Regions from separate parts of the Homo sapiens genome. Here regions 2 and 3 are each linked to region 1. Evidence: chromatin loops called from intact Hi-C (ENCODE). Cell type or tissue: mammary epithelial cell. All regions are shown on one strand. Each heading gives the region's core, and the rest is flanking DNA. Links, peaks and the distances in the headings are about the cores only.

Evidence for each region. Peaks named below come from ENCODE experiments on the same cell type or tissue, not always from the same donor. Only the 100,000 strongest peaks of a DNase experiment are listed, where the experiment ranks them.
Region 2: a loop joins it to region 1, with 8 times the contacts of the local background. A loop is called at or near these places in 13 of 110 quality-filtered maps.
Region 3: it touches region 1 in a loop (5-fold over the local background); 47 of 110 quality-filtered maps call a loop at or near these places.

The regions. Positions count from the first base shown.
Region 1 is chr11:67,315,074-67,319,661 of GRCh38, reverse strand. It overlaps LOC100130987 (a long non-coding RNA gene), which reads right to left and starts at 1,823. Exons shown (of 4, transcript NR_024469.1): 1 at 1,465-1,823. RefSeq lists a silencer at 1,403-1,452 and enhancers at 1,673-2,102, 2,143-2,192. In mammary epithelial cell, for the core only: a CTCF peak has its summit at 1,908 (motif pointing right); DNase peaks (open chromatin) are centred at 1,861 and 2,371; H3K4me3 peaks cover 1,803 bases; H3K27ac peaks cover 1,779 bases.
Region 2 is chr11:67,380,618-67,385,205 of GRCh38, reverse strand. The region is part of intron 2 of LOC100130987 (a long non-coding RNA gene); the gene reads right to left. Among named protein-coding and RNA genes, the nearest start is that of RAD9A, 9.1 kb to the left of the region's middle. RefSeq lists an enhancer at 4,217-4,266. In mammary epithelial cell, for the core only: a CTCF peak has its summit at 2,473 (motif pointing right); a DNase peak (open chromatin) is centred at 2,485.
Region 3 is chr11:67,092,830-67,097,417 of GRCh38, reverse strand. No RefSeq gene overlaps it. Among named protein-coding and RNA genes, the nearest start is that of KDM2A, 24 kb to the left of the region's middle. RefSeq lists an enhancer at 2,060-2,119 and a silencer at 2,220-2,289. In mammary epithelial cell, for the core only: a CTCF peak has its summit at 2,328 (motif pointing left); no DNase peak of the experiment used is centred there.

The DNA.
Region 1 (4,588 bases), core at 925-3,424:
TAGCTTCCATATAAAGATGTTTGTTGGACGAATGAAGGCTTGTTCGTGAAATTATTGGATGTTCCCAGATTTTTAAAATACTTTTTTCATTAATTTAAAACTCCTTGTTACAATTTTCTCAATTAACACAAAGCTTGAACTCAATGCAAGCAGCATAGAATTCTTACGCATTCTTTATAACCATGAAAGTAACCAGTCTTATGTAAATACATAATTCTATATTCAGCTGTTTTTGCATCATAAGTACTCACATCCTCTATGAATCTTAAGTATCCACCCTACTATGTGGCATTAAGCCTGCATCCTCCCTAAATGCTGTGTGGTAACGCTATAATTCAGCCTACAGCTGAAGGGAGGCAATACACTGGCCTTGAGCATCCAACCTTGGGTGAAAAGACTCAAGTTTCCCCATCAAAATCAGCCTATAAAACCATCCTGCCTAGCCAGGTGTGGTGGCTCACGCCTGTAATCCCAACAATTTGGGAGGCCGAGGCGGGCAGATCTCTTGAGGCCAGGAGTTTGAGACCAGCCTGGCCAACATGGTGAAACCCCATCTCTAACAAAAAATACAAAAATTAGCCGGGAGCGATGGCACACGCCTGTAGTCCCAGCTACTCAGGAGGCTGAGGCACGATAATCGCTTGAACCCAGGAGGAGGAGGTTGCAGTAAGCAGAGATCACGCCACCGCACCCCAGCCTGGGTGACAGTGAGACCCTGTCTCAAAATAAACAAACGAACAAAAAGCAAAAAACCGCCCTGCTTAGGAGAATGAACTTGCCCAGAAATAAAGTGAATTCAAAAATTAAGAAAAGGTCTTATGGTGGCTAGGGACTATTGTAGAAATTATCAGAAACGATAGTTGGGACCTGGGATAGCAGTTCCTCTATGCAGTCCCTGGGCTAAAAACTTACATGCGTCATCTCATTTAATCCTCAAAAACCTGAGGTAGTATTAACATTATCCCCAATCTTGCAAATGAAGAAGCTGAGTCTCAAGAGATGTCCTAACTTTGCCCAAAGTCACAAACCCAAGTTTCTCTGACTCTAGATCCCAAGCTGAGAGTCTTGCTCAGATCATCCCAGGTCCCCTTCTTTCTTCTTGCACTTGGGGTGCAATAAGGGGCAATGGGGCCAGCAGTGTGTAACATACTGCACCGTAGGAAGAGACGTTAGGATCATCGGTCTCAGCCTCCGTATTTTACAGAGGAAGGAACTCGTAGGTCACACAGAGCCAGGGGGCTGCTCTGCAACAGAATCTCAATGGACACTAGAATTCCAGTCCAAGCCCCATTTTACAGAGCGTGGGAACTGAAGCCCACCGGGCCTGGGGGCCTCCCGGGTTCCGAATCCACCAGCGGCTGAGCCAGATCCAGCCCCGGGCGCACTCACTGCCCTGTCTGATTCTACCTCCGCGTTCACCTGCGCCGCGAACCCTCCCCGTGGGCTGCCAGCGCCCGGGAGTACCTGTCGGCCGCGCGCAGGCCCTCGGCTCGGGGTGACAAGACGCTGGCGCGGGCAAGCGGGGCTTCGCGGGCCACAGCCAGATCTCGGCCTCGAGGACCCGGGTCGCCACGCCAGCCCCTTTCCTCAGAACGCCGAGGCCTCAGGAGCGTGTGCGCGCCGGGACGCCCCAGAGAATTTGGAAGCGCTGGTCCCGGAGGCAAGGCCGGCTTGGTCTCCTCTCCTCAATCCCCCGACGCCATCCCCTGGACCTTCTGCAGACCGGGTCCCAGCCCCAGCGCACCTCAGGAAGAAACAACACCTTCGCGCTTAGCTGAGTCAAGCGGCCAGGACTCTAGAAGGGGCGAGGTTCCCATGGCAACGAGGGAAACTCTTTGCGCCTGCGCAGAGGCGCTCGGCACGCTGGGAAATGTGGTTTCCGGGTTGTCCCTGGAGGCTAAGGGAATGGACACAAGGTGGCGCGCGAACGTTGCGGTCGATGTGGCTAAGCCCGGGTCCCCAGCTGCCGGGCGCTGCGGGCGCAGGAGAGGCCGCGAAGGTCTGAAAGGTAGTTTCTCTGAGGCGTCTGGGATGCGGAGTGAAGAGAAGGAGGCACAGTCTCTTCAGCGCGGTTGATTTTGCCGTTTGAAAACTTGGCCTAACAAGCGGCAGCCCTGGCTAGGGCGAGGGCAGTTGCTTCCGAGGCCCCGCCCCAGCCTGGGCTGAGCCGGGAGCGGCCGAGGGAGGGGGCTGTGACGGTGGGAGCTGGTTCCGGAGGGAAGCGCGCGACGGTCGTGCTGCAAGCGTTCCAGGTCCAGGCTGGGCGACCCCTCGCGCTGCTGAGAGGCTCCTATGCCCGGTGGGAGTTGAAGTCGGGCTCCGGGAGCAGCAGTCATCCTGATCCTCCCACCCGCGAGCTCCAAGCACTTCTGGATCCAGGTCCCGCCTTGGGCGGAAATGTGCAGTCAGTTGACTGCCCAGGAGCCACCTTCCCCGCTCCCGCGTTAGTCTCTTGGAATGAGAATCTAGAAACCTAGGATCTGATTCCGGCTCTGTTAGAGATTAGTAGTTACTTCTCTGAGCCTCAGTTTCCTCATTTCTAGAAAACGATGGTATTGGGGCAGGCGCGGTGGCTCACGTCTGTAATCCCAGGACTTTGGGAGACGGAGGGGGTGGATCACCTGAGGTCAGGAGTTAGAGACCAGCCTGGGCAACATGGCGAGACCCCCTCTTCTACTAAAAATATGAAAATTAGCCAGCGTCGTGGCACAAAAAAAAAAAAAGAAAAGATTTTTTTTTTTGGAGATGGAGTCTCTCTCTGTCGCCCAGGCTGGAGTGCAGTGGCACTATCTCGGCTCACTGCAAGCTCCGCCTCCCGGGTTCACGCCATTCTCCCGAGTAGCTGGGACTACAGGCGCCCGCCACCATGCCCGGCTAATTTTTTTGTATTTTTAGTAGAAACGGGGTTTCACCGTGTTAGCCAGGATGGTCTCGATCTCCTGACCTCGTTATCCACCCGCCTTGGCCTCCCGAAGTGCTGGGATTACAGGCGTGAGCCACCCCGCCCGGCCACAAAAGTGCTTTATAAAGCATTACCTGGAATGGGGGCGGGGGGGAGCCCTCAGACAACCTAAATGTTCATCAATAAATGACCACTTAACTGATGGATTCCATAAAATAGAACATGTGTGGTTATTTTTTAAATGAGGCAAATCTTTTATGTACTATTTGGGGGGAAAACTCAAATGGCGTTTTTCCTCTGCTCTCACACCATCACAATTATCAACACGTAAGACTTTGGTGACCAAAGATATTGGGTTGGCCAGGCGCAATGGCTCACGCCTGTAATCCTAGCGTTTTGGGAGGCCGAAACGGGTGGATCACCTGAGGTCAGGAGTTCGAGACCAGCCTCGCCAGCATGGTGAAACCCCCATCTCTACTAAAAATACCAAAAAAAATTAGCCAGGCATGGTGGTGGGCACCTGTAATCCTAGCTACTCGGGAGGCTGCGGCAGGAGAATCGCTTCAACCTGGAAGGTGGTGGTTGCAGTGAGCCAAGATTGCGCCATTGCACTCTAGCCTGGGTGGACAAGAGTGAGAATCCATCTCAAAAAAAAAAAAAAAAGGTGTGGGGTTTTTCTCCCCACACACCAAGCAACAGACCAGCTGGGTGGCCTCCAATTCAATTCCAACTCTGTCTACCGGGAGATAGTGTCGGATCGCACAGGTTGAGGCTCAGCCCCCAAGACTGCATCTCCCTCCCCTCAGATCCCAGTCAAAAGTCCAGGCCTCCAGAACTTCTGCCTGACCAGCTTCAAGTTGGGGTTCCCACGATCCCCTCTTTCGGTTTGATTAATTTGCTGGAGCAGCTCACAGAACTCAAAGAAACACTTACGTTTAGTGGCTTATTATAAAGGATACTACAAAGGATAAAGGTGAAAAGATGTGCACGGGGGAGGGTGCGGAGTGTGCACACCCTCCCTAGGTGCACCACCGGGGAGGAACCTGCACATGGTCAGCTACCCAGAGCTCCAAGAAGCCAGTCCTCTTGGGTTTTTAATGGAAGCTTCATGACATCAGCATTCCTTACACCAGGGTATAGAGTGAGGAGGAGGGTCTCTCTGGGGAGGGTCTTATAACCCACAATCTGAAAGTGAGGGTGAACAGTAGAGCCCTGCCTTGGGGCAAGGGAGAGGAGGGCAGAATGTCAAGAGGTTGTTTCCTGCGGCCTGCTCCTGAGGCCTGACACACTCAACATTAGAACAAAAGACTGAACAAGGGCTATGAGGGTTATGAGCCAGGAGCCTGGATGAAAACCAATGTATATATAACACCACGGTACCGATGTGGAACTCTGATATGAACCAATTTTCAAAGTGTAGAATAGTATGTTAACATGCTATTGTCTGTATTTTTAAAAAATACACATACCAATATATTTGATTACATAAGCATGGGGTACCTGGAGGGCATCAAAGGCAGCTGGTAACAAGTCATTGCCTGAGTAGATGTGAAGGACTAGAGGACAGAGTAGGAGTGAGATTTACTTTTCATTTTATATCCTTCTTATTATTTTTTGCCCCTTTAGCAATTTGGGTGAGCTTTGTGTATACATAGGGTTTTTTTTATTTTTATTTTTTTTTGGAGA
Region 2 (4,588 bases), core at 960-3,459, 66 kb before region 1:
GAAGGGGCAGAGGAGTAGAGGAGTTTAGGGTTCAGGAGTTTACTCTGGCTTGTTTTCTTCTCATCATGCACACACAGGGACTGGCATTTGTATGGTTACTGTGGGGTAACCAGGCAGGCAAGGCAGCTCTGAGCTGGCAGGGTACCTGCCCTGCTTGTAATGAGTTTGTGGCATTCCAAGTGCTGCCAGCCCCCCAGCCAAGCTCTGCCCCTGCCTTTCTTGTTCCCTGGCATTTCTCCCAGAAATCAGAATGATGTTTGGCACACAGCAGTGGTGTAATAAGTCTGTGCTGAATGACTGAAGAGTACGGAATTCAGAGAGGTTTCGGGACTTGAACCCACGATTGTCTGTTGAGGTTGAGAATGCAGTTGTGGATGCCAGCCCGTGTAGGTCTGAATCCAGCCTAGCCGCAGTCTCCATCACTTAACAAGTTGTGCAAAAATGGACAAGTTGCTTATGTTCTCCAAGCCTGTTTCCACCTCAAAGGGCTGTTGTGAGGAGTAACTTAATATTTACGCAGCTCTTAGAATCTGCTGTTAGCACTGCTGCGACTATGATTGCTGCGTCCTGCCCCTCCAGCTCGAGTCATCCTTACAGTATCCTTGGGCCGGGACTGGAGACAAAACAAACCATCAGCTTGGACAAAGCTAGGGTGAATCTACACAAGGATCCCAGGAGGAAAGTCTCGCAAGGAAACATTACAGAGAAAAGGCCTGCTGTCCAGAAACTGGCAAATATTCAGAAGACTCTTGGCCAGGCACGGTGGCTCACACCTGTAATCCCAACACTTTGAGAGGCCAAGGTAGGCAGATTGCTTGAGGTCAGGAGTTGAAGACCAGCCTGGCCAACATGGTGAAACCCCTTCTCTACTAAAAAAAAATACAAAAATTAGCCGGGCGTGGTGGCACACACCTGTAATTCCAGCTACTCAGGAGGCTGAGGCAGGAGAATCACTTTTTTTTTTTTTTTTGAGACAGAGTCTCGCTCTGTCACCCAGGCTGGAGGGCAGTGGCGCGATCTCGGCTCACTGTCAGCTCCACCTCCCGGGTTCACGCCATTCTCCTGCCTCAGCCTCCCAAGTAGCTGTGACTACAGGCGCCCACCACCACGCCCGGCAAACTTTTTGTATTTTTAGTAGAGATGGGGTTTCACTGTGTTAGCCAGGATGGTCTCGATCTCCTGACCTCATGATCCACCCGCCTCAGCCTCCCAAGGTGCTGGGATTACAGGCGTGAGCCACTGCGCCCAGCCAGGAGAATCACTTTAACCTGGAAGATGGAGGCTGCCGTGAGCAGAGATCCCTCCACTGCACTCCAGCCTGGGCAACAGGACAAGATTCCATCTCAAAAAAAAAAAGAAGACTCTTGGTTAAGGTCAGAAGAGTCAGCCCATGGGGAAGAGGCTCTGGAGAGAGGCTGCTGCTACTGCTGCCTCCAGCGGCACCACGTGCTGGCCCCATGATTCTGGGCCCTCTGTGTCCTCTGCCTTGAGAGGAGAATGTGAGCCCTTGCCTTCCTCCCAAGCTGCTGGAGCCTGGCATGAGATAATGGATGTGCCCACACTGCCAGGCACTGTGCGCAGATGAGGGACCAGGTCTTTTGAGTCTGCAGGGCTGGAGGTGGAGGGGAGATGGGATGAAATTTTTTTTTTTCAGACAGAGTCTCGCTCTGTCGCCCAGGCTGGAGTGCAGTGGCGCGATCTCGGCTCACTGTCAGCTCCGCCTCCCAGGTTCATGCCATTCTCCTGCCTGAGCCTCCCGAGTAGCTGGGACTACAGGCGCCCGCCACCATGCCCGGCTAATTTTTTGTATTTTTAGTAGAGACGGGGGTTTCATCGTGTTAGCCAGGATGGTCTCGATCTCCTGACCTCGTGATCCGCCCACCTCGGCCTCCCAAAGTGCTGGGATTACAGGCGTGAGCCACCGCGCCCGGCCAGGATGAATTTTTTTAAACCCACAGTGAGGATGGGAAGGGAGAAGTTCAGGCTTGTTCACCAAAACCTGGCACACTGGAATTACAGGCCCCCTTGGAGCGCAAGTGAGGTAAGTTTAGGACAAATAAAAGGCAGTGTGCTTCACCCAGCAGGGGAGGACGCTGATGGAACTCATTATCCCAAGATGTCGTCTCAGCTGGAAATAGAAACAGCTTCACAAAAGATTTAGATACATCCATGGATGATGGCTCCATTCATGGGTTAGAAGGGGAAGGAGGCTGTTTGAGGCCCGTCCCCCAGGGCAGGCATCAGGGAGGTGGCCCGGTCTCCCTAAGACCCCCCTTTGCACTCCTGTTAGAGGCAGGCTTCTGGCAACATGGACCCCAAGAGGCAACGTGGAGTCCCGTAAGTTAGAGCCTGACCTGTGTCCCTGGCCTTTTCCTCAACCTCCCCAATACTCAGCATCCACTGTTGGGGAGAGATAAGGTGCCACCAGCTTCAGGGAAAGCATCCCGGCTGGGCTGTCCCCTAAGAGACCAGCAGAGGGAGACAGACACCGTGTCCAGTCCCAGCTTCGGGAACAGAGACCTTGCTGATCCGCCTTGGGCAGGCCTCTGTGGGGGCAGTTTTGTGCTCATGTTGTGCGGGGTGGGACAGAAGGGGACAGAGAGGGCATCCTCCCAGGCTGAGACAGGCTTATTACTGGGGAGATGGGGGCAGGGAGGAGATTTTTAGGAACTAGGGGCAGGGTGAGGAGGAGGCTACTAATTAAGAGCCGGGTGGCTCCAGAGCCAGGCTGCCTGCCTGTGTAACTTGGAAAAGTTATATAACTCTGTGCCTCAGTTTACCCATGGTAAAATGGCAACTACAACAGCACCGGCCTCAGGAGGGCTATGTGAGATTGCGTGCTGTATTCAAATGCTTCACTGCAGTGCCAGAGAATTGGGAAGAGCTCAGTAAATGGGAGCGATAGCCTACACCGTGGGGAGATCAGAGGACTCTCCCGTCTCCTTAGAGCTCCGGAGCTTGCAAAGCCCTTTTACTTTATTATCTCATCTGGGCCTCACCGAACCCTGGAGGTTTGGTGAGGCTAAGAGGCTCACTTTTTTTTTTTTTTTTTTTTTTTTTGGAGATGGGGTCTCACTCTGTCACCCAGGCTGGAGTGCAGTGGCTCAATAGCTCACTACAGCCTTGAACTCCTGGGCTCAAGCAATCCTGTCACCTCAGCCTCCCAAGTAGGTAGGACTACAGGTGTGTGCCACCATGCCTGGCTAATTTTTTGGGGAAGTAGGGGGGGATCTTGCTATGTTGCCCAGGCAGGTCACTTATAAGTGGTAGATCTGGGCTTTCTGATGCTAAAGAATCCAGGGATCTTTCTCAAGTTCCCTGCTGAGCTGGAGGCTGGAGGAGGCCTGCTCCAGGTGCCCTTGTCTGCACTGAGCCTCCTGGCAGGCCGCCCATATCTCTAGTTGGTATTGAAGTTATCTTGCCCACTGTCCCACCAGCTCCCGAGTCCCTGGCAGGCAGGCTGTGTTTCTCTGTAGGTCCACACTGTTCAGCAAGGCATATATAGCAGGGGCTTCCAAAAGCTTTTGGGAGGTGACGGGATTCCATGGGTCTGAATGCCAGCTCCTCCCCAGCTCCTGTCCTGGTTCCAGGTCAGGTGTGGCCCCCCACTTTTTGCCACTCAAATTCTCCCTGCCGTATCTCCAAAATCTCCCGACGTCTCCCTCTTCTGACCTCTCCTTTCTCTGCATCATAGCCCTTTGTATATCTCCTTAAGTTCCTGTTTCATTTTGAAATCTTGCAACAGTCAAAGGCTAAAACGGAAATATGTACAGAGTGCTCTGTTAAGGACCACAAGGTGGGCCTCAGAAAGATGGCTGTGGGTGCTAGAAAGCGGGTGAGCCTCAAATTAGCTGGGCATGATGGTGGGTGCCTGCCTCCCAGCTACTCGGGAGACTGAGGCGGGAGAATAGCTTGAACCCGGGAGGGGGAGGTTGCATTGAGCCGAGATCACGCCACTGGACTCCAGCCTGGGTGACAGAGAGAGACTCTGTCTCAAATAAAAAAAAAAAAGAAAGTGGTTGAGCTCTTCATAGACCTAAACCACCCATGTCTTCTAGACAACCTGAAAGCCTAGGACGGGGCTGGGTCAAGACTGGTTGGTTTCTCTCATGCCTTCAGAGCTGACTGTGCCATGAGACTCCACCCTTCCCACCTCCAGCCCTCTTCAACCCACTGAAGTCCTACAAGAATCTCTTGGGGACAAAAGAGGAGAGAGATGAGACGGGTCCTTAGAGAGCACTTATAACACAAAGTGGAGAGCAGCAAGGGCCCTGGAGAGTGAAGTCTGTGGTGGGGAGCAGAGCTGGGATGACAGTGACAGGCTTCAGGAAGAAGGCAGAAGAACAAAGGGTCTAGATGAGTAGCCATGGGGAGCTCACGAGGGGCAGCTGCATTGTGGGTAGAGAGGACACCATTAGCAAAGACAGAGGGATACGGTATGAGGGGTAGGTAACAAGATTCTTTAACATTATTGGCTGGGCGAGGTGGCTCACGCCTGTAATCCCAGCACTTTGGGAGGCTGAAGCAGGCAGATTGTTTGATATCAGGAGTTTGAGACCAGCTTGAGCTACATGGCAAAACCCTGTTT
Region 3 (4,588 bases), core at 869-3,368, 220 kb after region 1:
TGAGGCAAGGATTCAAGTGCAAGAAGTTTATTTGGGAAATGGTCCTAGGAAATACTGACAGAGGAGTGGAAAGTAAGACAAGGGAGGGAAGAGAACCAACGAAGGGTGCATCGTCGAGCAAGTCACTGCAGTGGCTGCTGGTGCTGCCTGGCTGGACACCTCTGGGAGACAGTGTAGAAGGGGACTCCACATTTTCCTTATCCACCCGCTGCCACCTGCCATTGGTTGTGGGCTGCTTCCAGAGGCTGTTGGCTCCCTGGCACACTCACTGCCCCATGTGTGTGCAGAGTCAGTGGCCTGAGCAACCCCTGGTCAGAGACACAGAATCGGGACTGCCAACGGCCCGTGGTAGGCACCACATCCAGAGCTACAGAGGGCAATGGAGAGTTCTGGAGAGTTCTTTGGATGCTCTGAGAGAACTAGGGTAGGGTATGGTGGGCACCAGAAAAAAAAAAAAAGTTCAGTTTGAGAGAATGTCAGACTTAGTGACATCCTTTACCAAGGCTTTCTAGGGATCATGGGCATTGAGTTTGAACTTGCAGATGTGGGAAGGAAAGCCCGCTGGAAACAAAAACCTCCTGTGCCACATCCCACTGCAAGAGCCAGCCTGCTGGGAGGCAGCCTGCTGGGCTCTAAGGCAGAGTTGGGAGGGCAGGAGGCAGGTGAGTGGAGGTCCCTGGTAGCAGTGTCTCCCGGCCTCCCTGCTCCCATGGGGCCCCTGCAGCCACCAGCCTGGCTCCACCCAAAGCCAAAGATGCCCCTTATTTATTATTATTATTATTATTATTATTATTATTATTATTATTGACACAGTCTCGCTCTGTCACCCCAGGCTGGAGTGCAGTGGTATGATCTCCGCTTACTGCAAACTCAGCCTCCTGGGTTCAAGTGATTCTCCTGCCTCAGCCTCCCGAGTAGCTGGGATTACAAGTGCCTGCCACGACCCCTGGCTAATTTTTGTATTTGTAGTAGAGACAGGGTTTTGCCATGTTGGCCAGGCTGGTCTTGAACTCCTGACCTCAGGTGATCTGCTCGCCTCGGCTTCCCAAAGTGCCAGGATTATAGGCATGAGCCACCACGCCCGGCCAATGTGCCCTTTCTTTTTCTTTTGCTTTCTTTTTTTTGAGACGGACTTTCGCTCTTGTTGCCCAGGCTGGAGTGCAATGGCGTGATCTTGGCTCACTGCAATATTTGCCTCCTGGGTTCAAGCGATTCTCCTGCCTCAGCCTCCCGCGTAGCTGGGATTACAGGCATATGCCACCACACCCAGCTAATTTTGTATTTTTAGTAGAGGTGGGGTTTCGCCATGTTGGTCAGGCTGGTCTCAAACTCCCGACAGGTGATCCGCCTACCTTGGCTTGGCTTCCCAAAATGTTGGGATTATAGGCATGAGCCACCACGCCTGGACTTCCTTTTTTTTTTAGAGAAAGGGTCTCGTTTTTTCACCCAGACTGGAGTGCAGTGGCGTGACCATAGCTCACTGTAGCCTCAAACTTTTGGGCTCAGGTGATCCTCTTGCCTCAGCCTCGAGGAGCTGGGACTACAGGTGCACTTCAGAGAGAGAGCCCCAGCCAGGGGCTAAGGTACCTTTCCTTTAACCTCCTCACAGGTCACACCTATATGGGCCAGGACCTTGCAGAGGTTGCAGCTAAGAAGCAGGGGCCAGAGGGTGGCCTGCTGCAGGAAGGCGGCTACCTAGTTACTGATCCCTAGTTACTCACGGGGGTGAGGGTCCCATTCTCCCCTGAACCCCCAGCAGTGTCCCCTGCAGTGTGAGCACTTCTCCGGAGAGGACAGTTTCTGCCCCAGTACTCACGCTGCAACTGACTAGCAGCTTCAGGGGACAGGGCAGGGAGAGGGGCAGGGTCGACCCTTGCTGCTTAGGTGAGAGGTCTTCATCCTGAACCCTGCTTGTCTTCACCCTGAGCGGGTGCTGGAGCATCATCCATCCAGAGAGGTCTGCAGGTCCCTCCAGCCCATCCTGCACATCCCACCACTGCTCTCACTCCTGCTCCAGGATCAGCCCAGCTGTGAAAATTCTCCAGTGTCCCCTCACCTGGCTCAGCCCTAAATCTTTCCCTCACTTCCACCACAATCCTAGCATCCCAAGCCCCATGCATAGCTGACCACAGACCACTGCCTTGTGAGCCTGGACTGGAGCAAACTTCAGCTAGAGGCACAGGGAAGGTCAGGTTTTGGGCACATGTAGGGGAGCAGTGGCCCTTCCAGCTGGTGGACAGCTGTTCCTGGTGTCCCTGCAGGTGCCTGGGCCTCTAGCATGCTGGCCTGGCAATCCTACCCCACCCCACCCCCGCCCCCTGGCGGGCTTTTAATACCTGGCATAATCTCTTCTGCTGATGCAGCTGGTTTTAAGGTGGGAAGAGGGGCCAGTGAACTTGGAGAAGCTTGGGAGCTGCTCTGCCTGCAGCCCAGAGACCCAGGACGGGTGGGCAAAGGAAACTTGAGCGAACAGGCACCAGGTGGGAAAAATGCGTGAGCAAATCTATTTTTTTTTTTTTTCTGAGACAGAGTCTCCCTGTGTCACCCAGGCTGGAGTGCAGTGGCGTGATCTCTGCTCACTGCAAGCTCCGCCTCCCAGGTTCAGGCCATTCTCCTGCCTCAGCCTCCCAAATAGCTGGGACTACAGGCACCTGCAACCACGCCCGGCTAATTTTTTTGTATTTTTAGTAGAGACGGGGTTTCACCATGTTAGCCAGGATGCTCTTGATCTCCTGACCTCGTGATCCGCCTGCCTCGGCCTCCCAAAGTGCTGGGATTACAGGCATGAGCCATCGCGCCTGGTCTGCATGAGCAAATCTAAAGCTATCAGGGGCTTTCTTTCTTTCTTTCCTTCTTTCCTTCTTTTCCTTCCTTCCTGCCTTCCTTCCTTCCTTCCTCCCTCCCTCCCTTCCTCTTTCTCTCTCTTTTCATTCGTTCTTTCTCTCTCTTTCCCTTCCTTCCTTTTCCCTCTCTCTCCCTCCTTCCTTTTCTCCCTCCCTTCTCCCCTCCCTCCCTCCCTCCCTTCTTTTTTTTTTTTTTTTTGAGACGGAGTCTCGCTCTGTTGCCCAGGCTGGAGTGCAGTGGCGTGTCTCGGCTCACTGCAAGCTCCGCCTCCTGGGTTCACGCCATTCTCCTGTCTCAGCCTCCCAAGTAGCTGGGACTACAGGTGCTGGCCACCATGCCTGGCTAATTTTTTGTATTTTTAGTAGAGATGGGGTTTCACCATGTTAGCCAGGATGGTCTCAATCTCCTGACCTCGTGATCTGCCCACCTTGGCCTCCCAAAGTGCTGGGATTACAGGTGTGAGCCACCACGCCTGGCTTTTTTTTTTTTTTTGAGACAGAGTCTTGCTCTGTTGCCCAGGCTGGAGGGCAGTGGCACGATCTCTGGTCACTGCAACCTCCACCTCCTGGGTTCAAGCGATTCTCCTGCCTCAGCCTCCCTAGTAGGTGGGAGCACACCCCACCATGCTCCACTAATTTTTGTATTTTTAGTAGAGACGGGGTTTCACCATGTTGGCCAGGCTGGTCTCAAACTCCTGACCTCAAGCAATCCGCCCGCCTCAGCCTCCCAAAGTGCTGGGATTACAGGCGTGAGCCACCGTGCCCGGCTTGGCTGTTTGCATTTCTATTGTCAGCTGCCAGCTGAGGTTTGTTTAAACCTCAGGAGGTATCCCCTGGTTCAAGTGGGTTACTGCTCCACCCAGGACTAGAATTTCACAAGTAGGTGTGCGTTGCACCCATCCTATAGGTCTTGCCTGGAATTGGGGCAGTTCACATCTTACGCTGCACACATGCATTTACTGAGCAGTGCTCTGCACTGAGGGAGGCAGATGGGTTGCTATTGGGTCTCTGGGACCTACCCTCAGCCAGTATGCCATCTAGGTACCAGTAGGGGCAGCCCTCAGGTGGCCCACCCAGCCAGGTCCTACTCTTGGGATTTCACCTGACTACTACTGTAATTTCTGGTGGCTACTTTGATTTTTCTTTTTTTGAGACGGAGTCTCACTCTATTGCCAGGCTAGAGTGCTGTGGCACGATCTCAGCTCACTGCAACCTCTGACTCCCTGGTTCAAGCGATTGTCCTGCCTCAGCCTCCCGAGTAGCTGGGACTACTGGCGCATGTCACCACGCCCAGCGAATTTTTTTGTATTTTTAGTAAAGATGGGGTTTCACCATGTTGGCCAGGATGGTCTCAATCTCCTGACCTTGTGATCCACCCGCCTTGGCATCCTAAAGTGCTGGGATCACGGGCCTGAGCCACTGCGCCTGGCCTGATTTTTTAAATAACCATTCTACTTTAGAACAGTTCTAGATTTGCAGGAAAAGTATGTTTCTATATAGCCCTGCACCAAGTTTCCCCTATTATTAATATCTCAGATTACTGTGGTACGTGTGTTACAAGTAATGATACATGGCTGGGCGTGGTGGCTCACGCCTGTAATCCCAGCACTTTGGGAGGCCAAGGCGGGCAAATCACTTGAGGTCAGGAGTTCCAGACCAGCCTGGCCAACATGGTGAAACTCTATCTCTACTAAAAATATAAAAAATTAGCCAGTCACGGTGGCGCACGCCTATAATCCCAGCTA